2 separate regions of the Homo sapiens genome follow, and region 1 is linked to region 2. A link is a contact called in ENCODE Hi-C data. All regions are on one chromosome and are shown on one strand. Each heading gives the region's core, a stretch centred on a gene start or an enhancer-like site at or near the end of the contact. The rest is flanking DNA. Distances are from core to core; before and after follow the strand shown. Region 1 holds the start of DOCK1 (dedicator of cytokinesis 1). Region 2 overlaps ADAM12 (ADAM metallopeptidase domain 12).

Evidence for each region. A loop is a pair of places that touch in the nucleus more often than their neighbours do. Pooled maps may share reads with other maps.
Region 1: a loop to region 2 is called in a map of PC-9, with 10 times the contacts of the local background. The contact joins the promoter of DOCK1 here to the enhancer-like site in region 2. A Hi-C loop is called at or near these places in 2 of 168 maps with a recorded cell type or tissue (PC-9 and endothelial cell of umbilical vein) and 1 of 50 pooled maps.

Annotation. Positions count from the first base shown.
Region 1 is chr10:126,900,095-126,907,040 of GRCh38, reverse strand. DOCK1 (dedicator of cytokinesis 1) reads right to left here and starts at 1,613. Exons shown (of 52, transcript NM_001290223.2): 1 at 1,478-1,613. The coding sequence starts at 1,523. It overlaps LOC105378550 (a long non-coding RNA gene), which reads left to right and starts at 1,663. Exons shown (of 2, transcript XR_946449.3): 1 at 1,663-2,481; 2 at 2,599-6,330. It overlaps LOC124900289 (a long non-coding RNA gene), which reads right to left and starts at 1,310. Exons shown (of 2, transcript XR_007062336.1): 1 at 1-1,310. RefSeq lists an enhancer at 1-592.
Region 2 is chr10:126,058,638-126,065,325 of GRCh38, reverse strand. ADAM12 (ADAM metallopeptidase domain 12) reads left to right here. Exons shown (of 23, transcript NM_001288973.2): 14 at 325-520. Among named protein-coding and RNA genes, the nearest start is that of FANK1-AS1, 89 kb to the right of the region's middle. Within about 2 kb of position 2,750, at least 13 of the 41 ENCODE cell types and tissues checked have a DNase peak (open chromatin) inside an H3K27ac peak, as active enhancers do; they include PC-9 and endothelial cell of umbilical vein, where a contact is called at or near this core.

The DNA of each region.
Region 1 (6,946 bases), core at 364-2,863, 840 kb before region 2:
AGTCAGATGAGCTCTCCTGCACTTTTGTGAATGTGTCTGGGCCTCAGTTTCCTCATCTGCAAAATGGGGAGATGGGGAGGAAGCTCAGTCATAATGGTCCTGAAGCAAGGAGGCCCCCTATGCCTCCCAGCATGTGGAACAAGCTAAGTGCAGGCCCGGTAGGACCCAGGGCTGTCCCAGGACTGTCCCCGTGACCACTGTCCAGCTGGCTCCGTGGTCAGGGCATACTGTAAGTCATTGACAGCAGAGAGAAGCAACTGTTCACAGAAAGGAGAGCGCTCCGGGGACAAGGGCTGCCAGGGCGCTTCCCAAAAGTCAGAGAGCCAGGATTCGAACCACACCAGCAGAGGGTCGGGCAGGTCCAGCACGGGCCAGGCACAGAATGGGCGCGGGGCTGCTGCTGAGACGGTGCCCTTGGAGGACACAGCCTGGGCTGTGGGAGGCGAGACCACCAAAGGTCTTCCCAGTCGGGTCGAGTGGCCTGGATGAGGCAGGCGGTCAAGGATGTCTGTGGATGGTGGGACGGGGAATAGCAAGCCCGAAAACCAACTGGGAAGATCCCGGACCCGGGAGAGCAGGAGAGTAGCCACGGCCCAGTCCCGACACCAGGCGCGCAGATCACGAAGAGGTGGGCGTCCGCAGGCCTCGGCGACCGGCTGCGGGTCCCCGGGGCGCAAGGATGCGGGTCCCACGCGGACGGGCCCGTCTATTCAGCCGCAAGGGAAAGCCTCCCTCTCAGGAATGCGCACTCGGGTCCGAAATGTAAACTTGCAACCCGACTCCTTCCATCCCCCCTCGGAAGCGACAAAGAGCCGCGGAGCAAAAACAGGCCCCCGCTCTCCCGGAAGGGTCTCCAGGCCTGGGGCCACTGGGGCGCTCGGCCGCTCGCCTTCTCTCCAAGGTCCCACACGGTCCCCAGCGAGACCGCCGAGGGGCAAGGGGCGCTGGCCACCCAGGTCGCGCCCCCTCCTCCCCGCCGGGAAAGGGCGGAATTATCCGCTGGGACCGCGCCGACCTGAGCCCGCCCACCCAGAGCCCGGACGCGGGACGCAAGTTCATCCAAGAAGCAGAAGCCGCCGCGAGACAGTGACCCCTGGGCTTCCCTGACGGGCCCAGCCGCGCAGATAGCAGCGGCCGGGGCCGGGGAGTTGGGGGTAGCCCGGGGGGCTCCACGGCAGAGGTCCAGAGGAGCGGGCGTCGGAGGGGACACCCTAGGGAGGGACGCGCCCGCCCCCATTCCCACCCCACCCCCTCGTGTTCCCGACCCGCATCCCCGGGGCTGGAGCTGACGCCGCCGGGGGCGCGGGGCGGCCGGGGTCGCCGGGCATTGCGAGCGGGGCGGCGGCGCGGGCGCGGGCGGAAGCGCCTCTCCCCGGCCCGGCGGCCGCTCGGGGCGGCGGCAACAGGCGCCCGGCACACCCGCCCCGCCGGAGCCTGGGCTTGGGGCGAGAGGCGCGGCGGCGGCGGCGCTGCTCACCCACGCCGTACTTCTCCTCGCGCTTGGTGGGCACCCAGCGCGTCATGGCGCCGCCGGAGCCGCCGCGGGTCGGGCAGGAAACTCCGCGTCTAGGCCGCCATTTTCCATTCCTTTCGAGCCGCGACAGGATGGGGAGGAAAAAGTTTGCGGCGGAGGCGGCGTCATGTGGGACGGGGCGGGCGGAGCGTCGCGGGCCGGATGGGAAAGGCCGGGAGCGCCGGCGGGAGGCGGGACGGCCGCGGGCTCTGCGCCCGCCCTCGGCGCGGACCCTGGGCCCCGACCCCGCGGTCGCCGGGGCTCCCCTTCCTCTGTCCCAGTGCGCCCAGCCCCGCGCTCCGCACCCGGGCACCCCCGCGGGGTTCTCCTGAGTTCCTGGAGCTCCCGGGGCTGGCGCTCACGCCGTGAGAGGGGTGCGCCCTTAGGGGGGCGGGACGGACGGGGGGTTTCTACGGGAGGTAGGAAACGGGCGGCTTGCAAGGCGCGGGCTTAGGCCGGAGCCTGGTGGTGCGAGGTCCCCAGCTCGGATTTCTCCCTGGTGGAGAGTCCCGGAGCAGAACAAACCAGCAGAGGCTCTGGAAAGGGTCCTCCTGAGCACGTGGCTCATTCATTCATTCGACAAACGTTACCTGAGCGCCTGCCCACTCATTGCCCGAGTGTGCTGGGAGCGCCGCACCAACTGCCTGGTAGGTGGGAGAAGGGACACGTCAGGTAACAAACAGCACAGGTAAGTGCCGGCCACTCAAATGGGGTGGAAAGAGGTGGCACAGCGCTGCCGAGGGAGTGCGTTCCAGACAGGTGACCTCTTGCTTGGGTGCTGAATGAGTGGAGTTTTCCAGAGAGACCAAGAGGAAGCAGCCGCAGAAACCTCAGCCCAGCTGGGCTTGCAGAAGCTAATGCTAGAATAGTTGTGGGACTCAGGATCTGCTGAAGTCGGGGGAAGAGAGAAGTAGGGAAAGGAAAGCCCAGGCCACGCGTGGGGCTCAGGAACGGCATCCTCGCCCGAGGTGGGAGTTCTTCTCAGGCCCTGGTGTTTCCCATGACAGTAAAAGGTGGGGGCTTCAGATTTCTCCAAGGGAAAAGTTAAAGCAACACACACCTATTTATTTTTACTGTAATTTCAGAAAAGAGAGGTTAAAACCAAGACATGGACAAAGCCTCCGAATGAAGGCAGCCCTTTAAATGGAATAAATTTGGTTTCATGGCACATTAATGGGGTGTCTTCTCTCCGAAGACACAGAGACAACTACAGTAGGTCTGGGGGCCGTCAGGGATTGGAGGAACGAAGGTAAGAAAAGGAAGAAGGTAAGAAAAAGAGGTCCCTACCTCTGTGAGGTAGGGACAGTGCTGAACAGCAGGGCTGGGAGAGCCCACAGGGAGGTGGCCAGGATGGCCACAGGGCCTGGGGAGGACCAGGTGGGGCACCATCCTGCGGTAGAGAATGCCCGTCACCTGCCCTAGGGGCCACCCAGAATGCAGATTAAATAAGTATTTGGGAATGGCACAGGAGCTTTTCCATTTTCGTGGGTTAGAGGAAAGCTGCTGCGTTCAAGAGGATAACGTGGGACCTGAGCATTCTGGTAAGTCAACCCCACATTCATGGAAAGCCACGGGCTCTGTTTTACTGATAAGGAACTGAAGTCCCACAGAGGAAGTGGCCAGGCTCACTCACACACAGCATGCACTTGAAGCTTTCTGTGGAAATCAGAAACCTCCGGGGCTCAGGCGCTGTAGTGGTGGCCTGGTGACTCTGACCCCTTGAAGGAGAAGCATCTGTGAAGGTGCTGTCCAGGACAAGTAGGGTGCTCTACGGTAAAGGACATGGTGGCCTGACCTGCTCCAGAGCAGGGAGGCCTCCCTTGAGGAAATAAGATAAACCCAGACTTTAAGGATAAGCAGAAACCAGCTAGGTGAACTGGAGTGGGAACAGCACGTGAAAAGGCCCTGGTTTAGGAAGGAGCACCACTCCTTCAGAGCACAGAAAGGCCAGGATGGCCGAAGCATAGGGAACAACAGGAAAGTGACATAAATTGAGGCTGCAGAGGTAGAAGAAGGGCCTTATTGGTCGTGCTAGGAATTTGGAATTCTGCAAAGAAGCCTGGGAAACAGATTTTGGTGACACTCGCCTTCTCTTTAATGTGCAGTTTCAGTTCTGTTGGTGTGATTCTGCATTGGAGATGGCGTGCTGTAACGAATGGCCAGGAGCTTAAGAGTCATGCAGACTTGGGAGGCCTGGCCTTGCCACGCCCAGCTGCATGGCCATCCTCCTCCTGTTTCTGGCCGTTCTGTTTCTAAACCTTGGGGTTCTGATATTCCTACATGTAAACTAGGGGCTGTAATAGGAATCTCACAGGTGAGTCTTAGGATTATAAGAGGAGACATGACTGCATGTGTAAGACATCATAATGATGTGCTTCCTCATCTGACCCTACCTCCAGGTTCTTTGATAACCTCATGGTTCCCATTTTCTAGAACAGTTGCCACTTGCACTCAGATAAAGGTGACTCACTGAATGCATAAATAAGTGTAGTGCCGGATTTGCATACTTTTGGTAGACTGTCATATAATAAATTTATAAATCAGAATTTTAAAACTCCAGGTGGGGCCGGGCACAGTGGCCCATGCTTGTAATCCCAGCCAGCATTTTGGGAGGCTGAGGCAGGCAGATCACTTGAGGTCAGGAGCTCGAGGTCAGCCTGGCCAACCAGGGTTTTAGTAGAAACCCTGTCTGTACTAAAAATACAAAAATTAGCTGGGCGTGGGTGCGCATACCTGTAGTCCCAGCTACTCAGGAGGCTGAGGCAGGAGAATTGTTTGAACCCAGGAGGTGGAGATTGCAGTGAAGCAAGATCGCACCGCTGCACTCCTGCCTGGGTGACAGAGTGAGACTCCATCTCAAAAACAAACAAAACAAAACTCCAGGTGGACCACGGGCCAGGTGGTTGTAGCTTCAGTCCCTTGATTGCAACATGTGCCCAAGTTTGGCTGAGATGTACCTGTAGCCACGGTCCTTGAAGCCCTGAGAAGATTTGTCAGCATCCCCACGGTGCTCCAGCAGTGCTCTCATCTTGTGGCTCTAAATCGAGTCCATGGCCCTCTCTCACTGTCCTATGGTTGCATAAGCTCAGAACTGGCTTCGTCTCCAATTCCAGGAGCCCTGGAGGTTGTGGCCTGTTGACATTTTTACCTCCTGAGTCAATGTGGCTGGGCCACAGGTCTCAGTTGCCCTCCCAGGCATCTTGCAGGACTTGGATCTGTGCCAAGCTTGTGGGTGTGAACAAGCCCAAGAATGCTGAGGCTCTCAGTTGCTCAGTGCTGCCCATCACTGGGATTTCAGAGTAGTGACCCCCCTCCTCCAAGATACAACAGAATCTTGCTTTGGGGCCATGAAGAACACAATCAATATTACAGTTTTAAATCTTGAAAAGTACAGTTTTAATTTTTTTAATTCCAAAAAATTTCACACATGTGCACTGCAAATTCAGGAGGTAAATTCAGCAAAATCTTGCCTGGTGGAGGTACCAGAAGGCACAGTGAGTCAATGGGGCATGTTTCTCAGTCGGTGGGGAGAGATGAGAATGGAACAGGGATGTGGAGATTTTATGCAGGAAAAGGGGCCTGACCACAGATTTTTTGCCCTTTGAAAGGAGAGGAACAAGGCCTATGCCCACTGCCTCTTGGATTCAGTGGGAGATCTGGGCATCATACTGGATGACCAGGCATGTAGTCACAATGCACAATGCCACCCAGCCCAAAAGTGTATATTCAAGACTTTAGACCCAACTTCGTGCTTACAGGAAATAGAGGAGGTTGAGGAACAAGTGACACCATAAGAAATACAGTGAAACAGGCCAGGCACCGTGGCTCATGCCTGTAACTCTGAGCACTTTGGGAGGCCGAGATGGGCAGATCACCTGAGGTCAGGAGTTCAAGACTAGTCTGGCCAACGTGGTGAAACCCCATCTCTACTAAAAAAAAATATCTGGGCATGGTGGCAGGCACCTGTAATCCCAGCTACTCAAGAGGCTGAGGCATGAGAAGCACTGGAACCCGGGAGGCCGAGGTTGCAGTGAACAGAGATCGTGCCATTGCACTCCAGCCTGGGGGAACAAGAGTGAAACTCCATCTCAAAAAAAAAAAAAAAAGACACTGAAACAAAGCCAGAAGGTAGAATATTCTTTCAGGTAGTAGTCTGGTCTCTTCAATAGTCAATATTATAGAGCAAGAAGGGGCCAGTGGAGAAGAGCTGTTCTAGATTTTAAAAGATGTAAGAAATACAACATTTGGCCGGGCGCGGTGGCTCACGCCTGTCATCCCAGCACTTAGGTAGGCCGAGGTGGGCGGATCATGAGGTCAGGAGATCGAGACCATCCTGGCTAACATGGTGAAACCCCGTCTCTACTAAAAATAGAAAAAATTAGCCGGGCATGGTGGCATGCACCTGTAGTCCCAGCTACTCAGGAGGTTGAGGCAGGAGAATGGCGTGAACCCGGGAGGCGGAGCTTGCAGTGAGCCGAGATCGCGCCACTGCACTCCAGCCTGGGTGACAGAGCAAGACTCCATCTCAAAAAAAGAAAAGAAAAGAAATACAACATTTAAATGCACTGTGTTATCCTTAATTGGAAACTGCTTTAATTATCCAACACTAAAAAAATGTCAAGGGCAAGAGGTGGTTTGAACTATGGACTGGTGTTAGATGATGTATTTTTTTTATTTTGTTAAGTATAATAATAGTTGTTATGGTTAGGTGGGAAAAGATCCTTAAATTTTAGAGCTGCATGCTGGAGTATTTAGAAGTGAACCGTCATTGTATTTGTTATTTAAAATACTACAGGAATAAACAAGATGAAGCAAAATTGCTCAGTCTAGATATGGGTCTATGAGTGTTTCATCTTTCTACTTTTTTCTCCATGTTTGAAATCCTTGGTAAAATAAAGTCAAAGTGGAGGAAGGAGGAGCTTGAGATTGAAAAATCAGTTTGAGAAGCAGCCACCTTGACTGGCTTCACTCTAATAGCCTGGACGCTGCCTCCACACTCCAGGTGCACTGCTCAGCATTCTCCAAGAAGATCATTAAGGCAGACCCTACGTGTTAAATTTCAATCAGTTTCATTGAGCAAATATGCTGTTAAATAGAGACTGCTGTGTGCTGCGTCAGTGTGCCTTATGGGCAAATGTGATGGTGACTATAAATGCAGACCAAGCAGTCCTTCCCACACTGTGTACACAAAGAAAGGAGCTCTGGAACTGGGAGCCAGGACATCTGCAGGAGGAGAATTCTGAAGTGAAAGGAGGCCTGGATATTGGTTGCAAGGCCTTGTCCCTGGAGCCTGGATGCTCTCATACCTTCTACATCTGGGCCTCTGGGTCCAGGACAGTGCCAGGGAGAGTTCATAGAAACAAATGTGTTGAAGACCTTAGCGGTTGTCTGACTCTGAGACAGTTACCTGGCCACTCTTAAGTTTCCTCATTT
Region 2 (6,688 bases), core at 1,501-4,000:
AGCCAACGCTTCCCTCCTTCTTCTTCCTCTGAGGTGCCAAGTGCCAGCAGCCAGCTTGTGTGTTTCTTGGAGAACCCTGATGTTGCATGACATTAACCAGAGGCTGCTCTTGGTTGTCCCACCCACTTTAGAGTGGAACAGTGAACCCCAGAACGAGAATCTGATGATTTAATGAGGTATCTCTACATTAGAAGCAACTTCCTTTGAAATCCTCACCCCTTATGTGGGACTTATGGCCTTGTCCACTCCAGCCCAGGAGTAATGCTGAGAGCTGCCTCTCCCTTTCCCCGGGTGCATGTGTCATAAATGGCCCTCTCCTTCCAGCTGAAGCCTGCAGGAACAGCGTGCAGGGACTCCAGCAACTCCTGTGACCTCCCAGAGTTCTGCACAGGGGCCAGCCCTCACTGCCCAGCCAACGTGTACCTGCACGATGGGCACTCATGTCAGGATGTGGACGGCTACTGCTACAATGGCATCTGCCAGACTCACGAGCAGCAGTGTGTCACGCTCTGGGGACCAGGTACGTGGCCGCCACAAGCTCGGCATCAGGAGAGGCACTGGCAGACCTGGGCTGTGGGACTGGGGGCATGTGCTCTGTTTTGGTTAGCCCCCACTCCTGGCGGGCGCTGTCCACACAGCATCCGGTGTGTTCAGTCGGGAGTGATTGACTCCCAGGGAGGGTCTGAGGCCGCACTGGGCATGGGGTGCACAGAAATGGACACTGCCTGGAGCCTGGCCTTAAGAAGCTCAGTGCGGTCCAACAGGAGCTGCAGGAGCACCTACTGTGCGCCCCGGGGGATACAGAAGATGCAGGAGCACCTGTGTGCCCCGGGAGATACGGGAGCTGCAGGAGCACCTACTGCGTGCCCCGAGGGATGGCAGGGATGAATCCACCATGACTCCTGCCCTCAGATAGCATAGCACGTAGTTGGACAGACAGACAGAACTTTCCCACCACCACTGAGATTTTAGTAATGCCCCTTTGTACTCATAAGAGGACCCCAACCAAGTGAGGGGCCCAGGGCTCCATGGGGAAGGCCCTGATCAGACTTGAAGCATGAGTGTGTCTGTAATCAGAAGGCCTGAGAGCAGCAGTGAGTGGCTCTCAAATGGGAAAGTGGGGTGGTTGCGTCAAACAAGAGACCATCAGTTCACCATTTCACCAGTTCAGGCTGGGCACTTGGCACACTTTGTCTCTTCTGACCCTCCAACAAGCCCCTGAAGTGGGGACTATGAAGCTTTACAGAAGATGATGCTCAAACTCTGAGACCAAATGTCAGTTTCCCCAGGTCTCCGGGCTAGGATTTGAACCTGGGTTACTGTGACCCAATGCCCATGTGTTACTCCCACAATGCACAGTCACCCTGAAGAGGGAGGTGTTGCTCTAAAGCTCCACCAAAGCTCCAAAATGAAGCAGAAGCTCAGATGCAAAAGGGAAGAATCCATCCCCTGCGTGTCTCTCCTCCATGCCCCACCTTCTGGGGTCAGAGATCCAAGGCCTCATTGGGCAGCCCTGGACTCCAAGGCCCCGTCACCCCAGAACCATTTGAGATTCAATGCCTGTGTCCAGCTCCCAGGAGTCCAACCGTGAAATCCACAAGTGCAGGCCCCACCCTGTCCTGCAGTTCTCTTTCCCTTATGATAATGTGGTTGAGTCCTTTGTCACTCCCTCCTCCTGCTGGCTGCAGAAATGACCTCAGCCCAGGCCAGAGACCCCAGCTCTGGCAAGGCCTCTTGTGGTCGGCCAGGCCCAGGCTGAAAGCCAAGCAGAATCAGGCAGGATCTCTAGCGGGAGGGAAACCTGATAGGACCTTTGTCAGACTTTTGTTGTGAGGCTTTGGTTTTAGGAGTGATGAGGGAAATAAAGTGGAACAGAAATTGATGACTAAACCTCGAAGCCTGGGTTTTCAATGGAATGTAAAAGCCACGCCCAGGCATGGAAAACAAGATGGATGTCTCTCGGAGCTGGGTCCTGCTGGGAGGCCCATGTCCCCTGCCAGCCAGCGATGTCCTCTGTACTTGGAGCTTTCTGGGGGGGAAAAGAAAGGGCAGCTTGGTAGCAAGGAGGGACGAGCGCAGGCCTCTTTAGCTCGGCCTCTGAGGAGTTGTTCTGATGCTCCTCAGCACTCAGGGATGCGCGTGGGCAGGTGGGATGGGGAGGCCTGCAGTTCCCGGGCCCTTAGTACTTCATCCTTGGACCCTGAGCAGCCCTCAGTCCTGGCATCATCGCCTGCTGGGCCTTGGGGCACCCTGGGCAAAGCAGGGGGCAGGAGCAGTGGGGGACACCCTGTTGCAATGACAAGGACTAAGCCAGTACTCGCTATACACATTGAATGGTGTTTGGGCTTGACATGGTTTAGTGACTTCAGGCAGCTTTTAGCCAACTGAGGTCACTTTGGGACTGCGGCTACTGCTGCAGGCCAAATCTTCATGGCTTCAGGCATCCCTAGTGCCGTCCCCGTCCCAGCCTTTCTCCAGAATCAGCAGTCTCCTTTTCTTGAGTTACAAGGGCTGTGATGAAGCTCCTTTCCAAAAAGCATTTTGTGGCCAGAGCACACACAACACTTGGAGCTTTGGGAGTGAAATGTGTTCCTTAATGCCCTGCCGTATTCGAACAGCTGGCCCCGTTTCCAGAGTGAGGTCAGAGGGAACTCGACAGTGCTGTCTGAGCCACCCCCATTGTGTGACTCAGCTGGCTGTGTGCCTCTGATTCATGGTGACCAAAGCTGGTATTTATTATCTCATCAGTCTAGTCCTTCTGTAGCTGCCTGACCAGAGAGAGAACCAGACAGGCAGACAGACTGACAACCTGACCCACAGACTGAGCTTTTCAAAAGCAAGAGCAATAGGAAGTCACCTGCTTGGGCTCTCATCATCCCCATGATGGAGGGGGAGGCTGGAGGTCTGAGCACCCAGGTAGCCACGTCCTCTTCCTAAGGAGGGGGCTTCCCTGGGAGCTCCTGGCTTAGCTCTACTCTCTCCCACCCACTCTCTCCCTGGTAACCAGGAGGCCTTTGCTGGGGTGGTGGTGGGTGGTGTCGTGTGTGGCCACTGCACACAGCATGGAACATCCATGGCATCAGGACTGTTGGTAACAAATGTAAAGTTTTGGTGAAGAGGCTTTATCTTTGGCTCAGGGTTCCTGAAAGCCACAGCACAGAGACCAGGCTTGGGAAGCCACCTCGGGCTTGTGACTTCCTGGGTTTTGGTCTGTCCTGCCCGCCCCTCCTCAGTTCTTCAGATCATTATACAGACTTCCTTGGGAGAGCAGAGAGCAGGGAAGGCTGCAACCCACTGTGGCCCTTGATGCCAGGGAGCTCTTGGAATGGGCCTTTGACCACCTCCTTTGGGAGTGCAGTGTGCTCCTTCCTCCCCTTGTCGGTGTTTCCGCCTGGTTTCCAGTTTACAGGCGCTGTGTGAGTTTCCCATGGCTACTGTAACAAATTAGCACAAACTTAATGGCTTATAAATGCTTCATTTTACAGTTCTGGAGGTCAGAAATCCTGAAATCAAGATACTGGCAAGGCAGCATTGCTTTGGGAGGCTCTGGGGAGCATCTGTTTCCTTGCCTTTCCCAACTTTTAGAGGCCACTTGCATTCCTTGGCTCATGGCCCCTTCCTCCATCTTCGAGGCCAACAGCACAGCATCTGCAAGTCTCTGTCCCTCTCCGACTTCTGCTTCTGTAGTCACATCCCTTTCTCTGACACTGACTCTCCTGCCTTCCTCTTATAAGGACCCTTTTGATTCCATCAGGCTCACCCAGATTGTCCAGGGTGATCTCCCCACCTCAAGATCCTAAAAGTAATCACATCTTCAAAGTCCCTTTTGCCATGTCAGATAACATGTGCATAGGTTTTAGACAAGGATGTGGGCCTTTTAGGGGAGCCACAGGCATTGAACAGACCACTTACTAGCAAGGGACCTTCTGCAAATTGCTCAACCTTGTTATGCCTCATCTGTAAAATAAGGATAGTGATCTACCTACCCCAAGGGTCTGTTATGCTCCAACATAGCCTATAATCTATTCCATGTAATATATGTGGTTCTATGCTAGATGCAGAGCTCCTAGTAAATCTAAACTCTATAAATAAGATGCAGCTGCACTCCCAGGAAGCTTAGACTAGTGAGCAAGGTACTCAAATCCTTGGGGTCTGTAAAACGGGCTGTAAGAGGGTCATGGGCCAGATATGTTGGGGTGGAGGAAAGCAGCCAACTAGGAGGCTTTGAAGACAAGGTTGCCGTGGAATAGTGGTTTGCCAGGGGTGGAAGAGGATGGATATTTCCAGTATACAGAACAGCAACAGCTCAGGGCACAAAGGGACAGTGGGGCCAACCAGGGCAAGTGCAGGTAGTTCTGTGTGTGTAGAGCTTGGGCTGTGCCTTGAAGAGCAGAGATCCTCAACTGCCACACCATTCTCTCATTTGTCAAGTATTTGTTGATGTCCTGCTGTGTGTAAGATGCTGACTCAAGAGCCCCGACTCTGCCAGAGTGACACACTTCCCACAGTCCCTGTGCACTCCTGCCTGGATCTGGAGGGGAGGGCGGATGTGAATCCTTCACAATATCCTCCCGGGAGGCATGGATCCCGGACAAATGCAGTCCTGGGAGCGGAGGTGACTTCCTCAGCCAGGCCCCTGGCCAGCCAGATATACCATTGAGAACATTTCAATGCTTTGTTGTAGTGGTTGGTTTGAATTAGCTTTTCATGATTCAGAAAGGAAAACTTATTGTCAAGTTTGCATTTGCAGTATTTCCCCACCCAGGAGCAAATGCTTCAGGATCTGGATCACGTATGCACTGGGGTCATCACAGGCCTCCTGGGAAATGTAGGAACTCAGAGCTCTAAGAGTCCTTGAGTCCTTGCCCCACCGGCCCTTGACATTTGCACCCCAGTGACCTTGCCCGAGTTGCTGAGTTGCCCAGAATTCTCCAGTTACATTCAGGATGTCCATTACTCACCCTCCAGATCTGGCGACCCAAACACTGACTGGACGAAGCCCTTCCTTCCAACTAATGATTCCCTTTTGAAATGGGCTTTTCTCAATCTGGCGTTATATTTCAATAAAACAATCCTGCTTCCAAATCTTTCTACAAATAAAACAACAGAAAATTCAAAACACATGCCTGCAACTTCTAACTGGCAAAGCAATACACTTTGAGAATGCCTTTGGGTTTTTTGTTCATTTATTTGTTGTTCTAATTGTTTTTGTTGTTGATAACGTACGTTCTCGTTGGCTGAGAGTATAATTTTTTTCTCACTGATTTTTGTCCCACAAATCTGGTATCTCAAGACTTCCTATGTTGATTTCAAACATACAAATGTTATTCACAGTTCAAACTGTGTGGTTGGCGTTTAGCTCTCTTTGCCCAGTTTAGTCTTAATATCTACAAAGATTTTCTGTCAATATGACATGACCTTTACTCCTTCTGAAATATAGCTGGATATTTTTGTTTAGGTAGCAAATTTACTTTTACCAATGTTTTTTGTGAGAACCACCAGCATGGTTACTGAAAATATTCCTTGGCAATTAATCTTACAGATAACTACACATCTATAGTCACGAACAACTGGCATCAGAGAATTCCCGAAATGTGTTAGTTTTTTCTATTTTATCACTCACCAGAATGCAATGTTTGGTTTCTGCAGTGTGAGCTGACCAGACCATTTTTATGGGCTGGTGAATACTCAGTGTTTATTTGCAAATCTGGTTTACATGAGCTTGGTTTATTGTGACCCACTTGGGGCAGTGCATTTATGAATCACCTACAACTCCTGTGGCCACAGATGGGAAAAAAAGAGATTTTTGCCAGAAGTCTTATTGTTTAGAAGTCAGGAAAGTCTCCCTTTTGTCCCATCAAGTGAGAAAGAAATGATCAAATTTGTTCATTTGGACTTCATTTTCTGATGAATACAAAGGTCCGTCTGAAGAAGAGAGATGGGAAGGACAATACAGTCTCCAGTTGTCTGTAAAAATGCCTTTGTCTGTGGATGTTAGTGGCAGGGGTTAGGGAAATCAGTGACACAGGGAAGGAGGAGCTGATTTGACTGAACTGGGGAAGTACATTTGCATCGTGGAGTCATTTTAAGTAAGATTAGATTGAGTAAACTGTGGGCTTAATTCAAGATGCCATCATTTCTCTTTCAAAAAAAATATAATGACATTGGGAACTTCCAAACTACAATTACAAATATAAGTTATAGCACTCTGAAGATAAAACTGGTAATTAAAATCCATCACTTTCTACATCATTATAAAATATAGTATGGTATCAAAATTCCCTCTGAAAGGCTAAATTTTATCTTTTGATAATGGCAAAATACCTAAGTGTTCCATTATTAAGGACTCAAAGGCTCTACATTGATGTAATATGGTAGTGATAAGAAAACCATTGTCATTCTTTCTAAGAGATGTGAAATCGCTTGTCTTCATGAAGACAGACATTTTTTAATGCAGCAACTTTGAACCAAATCTCTGCCTTTGTAACATCTTACAAGTGGATAGAAGTCATTTGCACTTTTTAAATTATTGACCACTCTGTCTCTAAGATAAATGCCAGATGGCAGCTAACGCACAAAAGCCACGGGAAGCACTCTGTTGGCCCCTCCTCCGCTATCCTGACCGGGATCAGCAGGTTCTGGACAGGCAGGGCGCGCAGAGAGTTGTCTGCGGGCTCCGTGCCTTTGA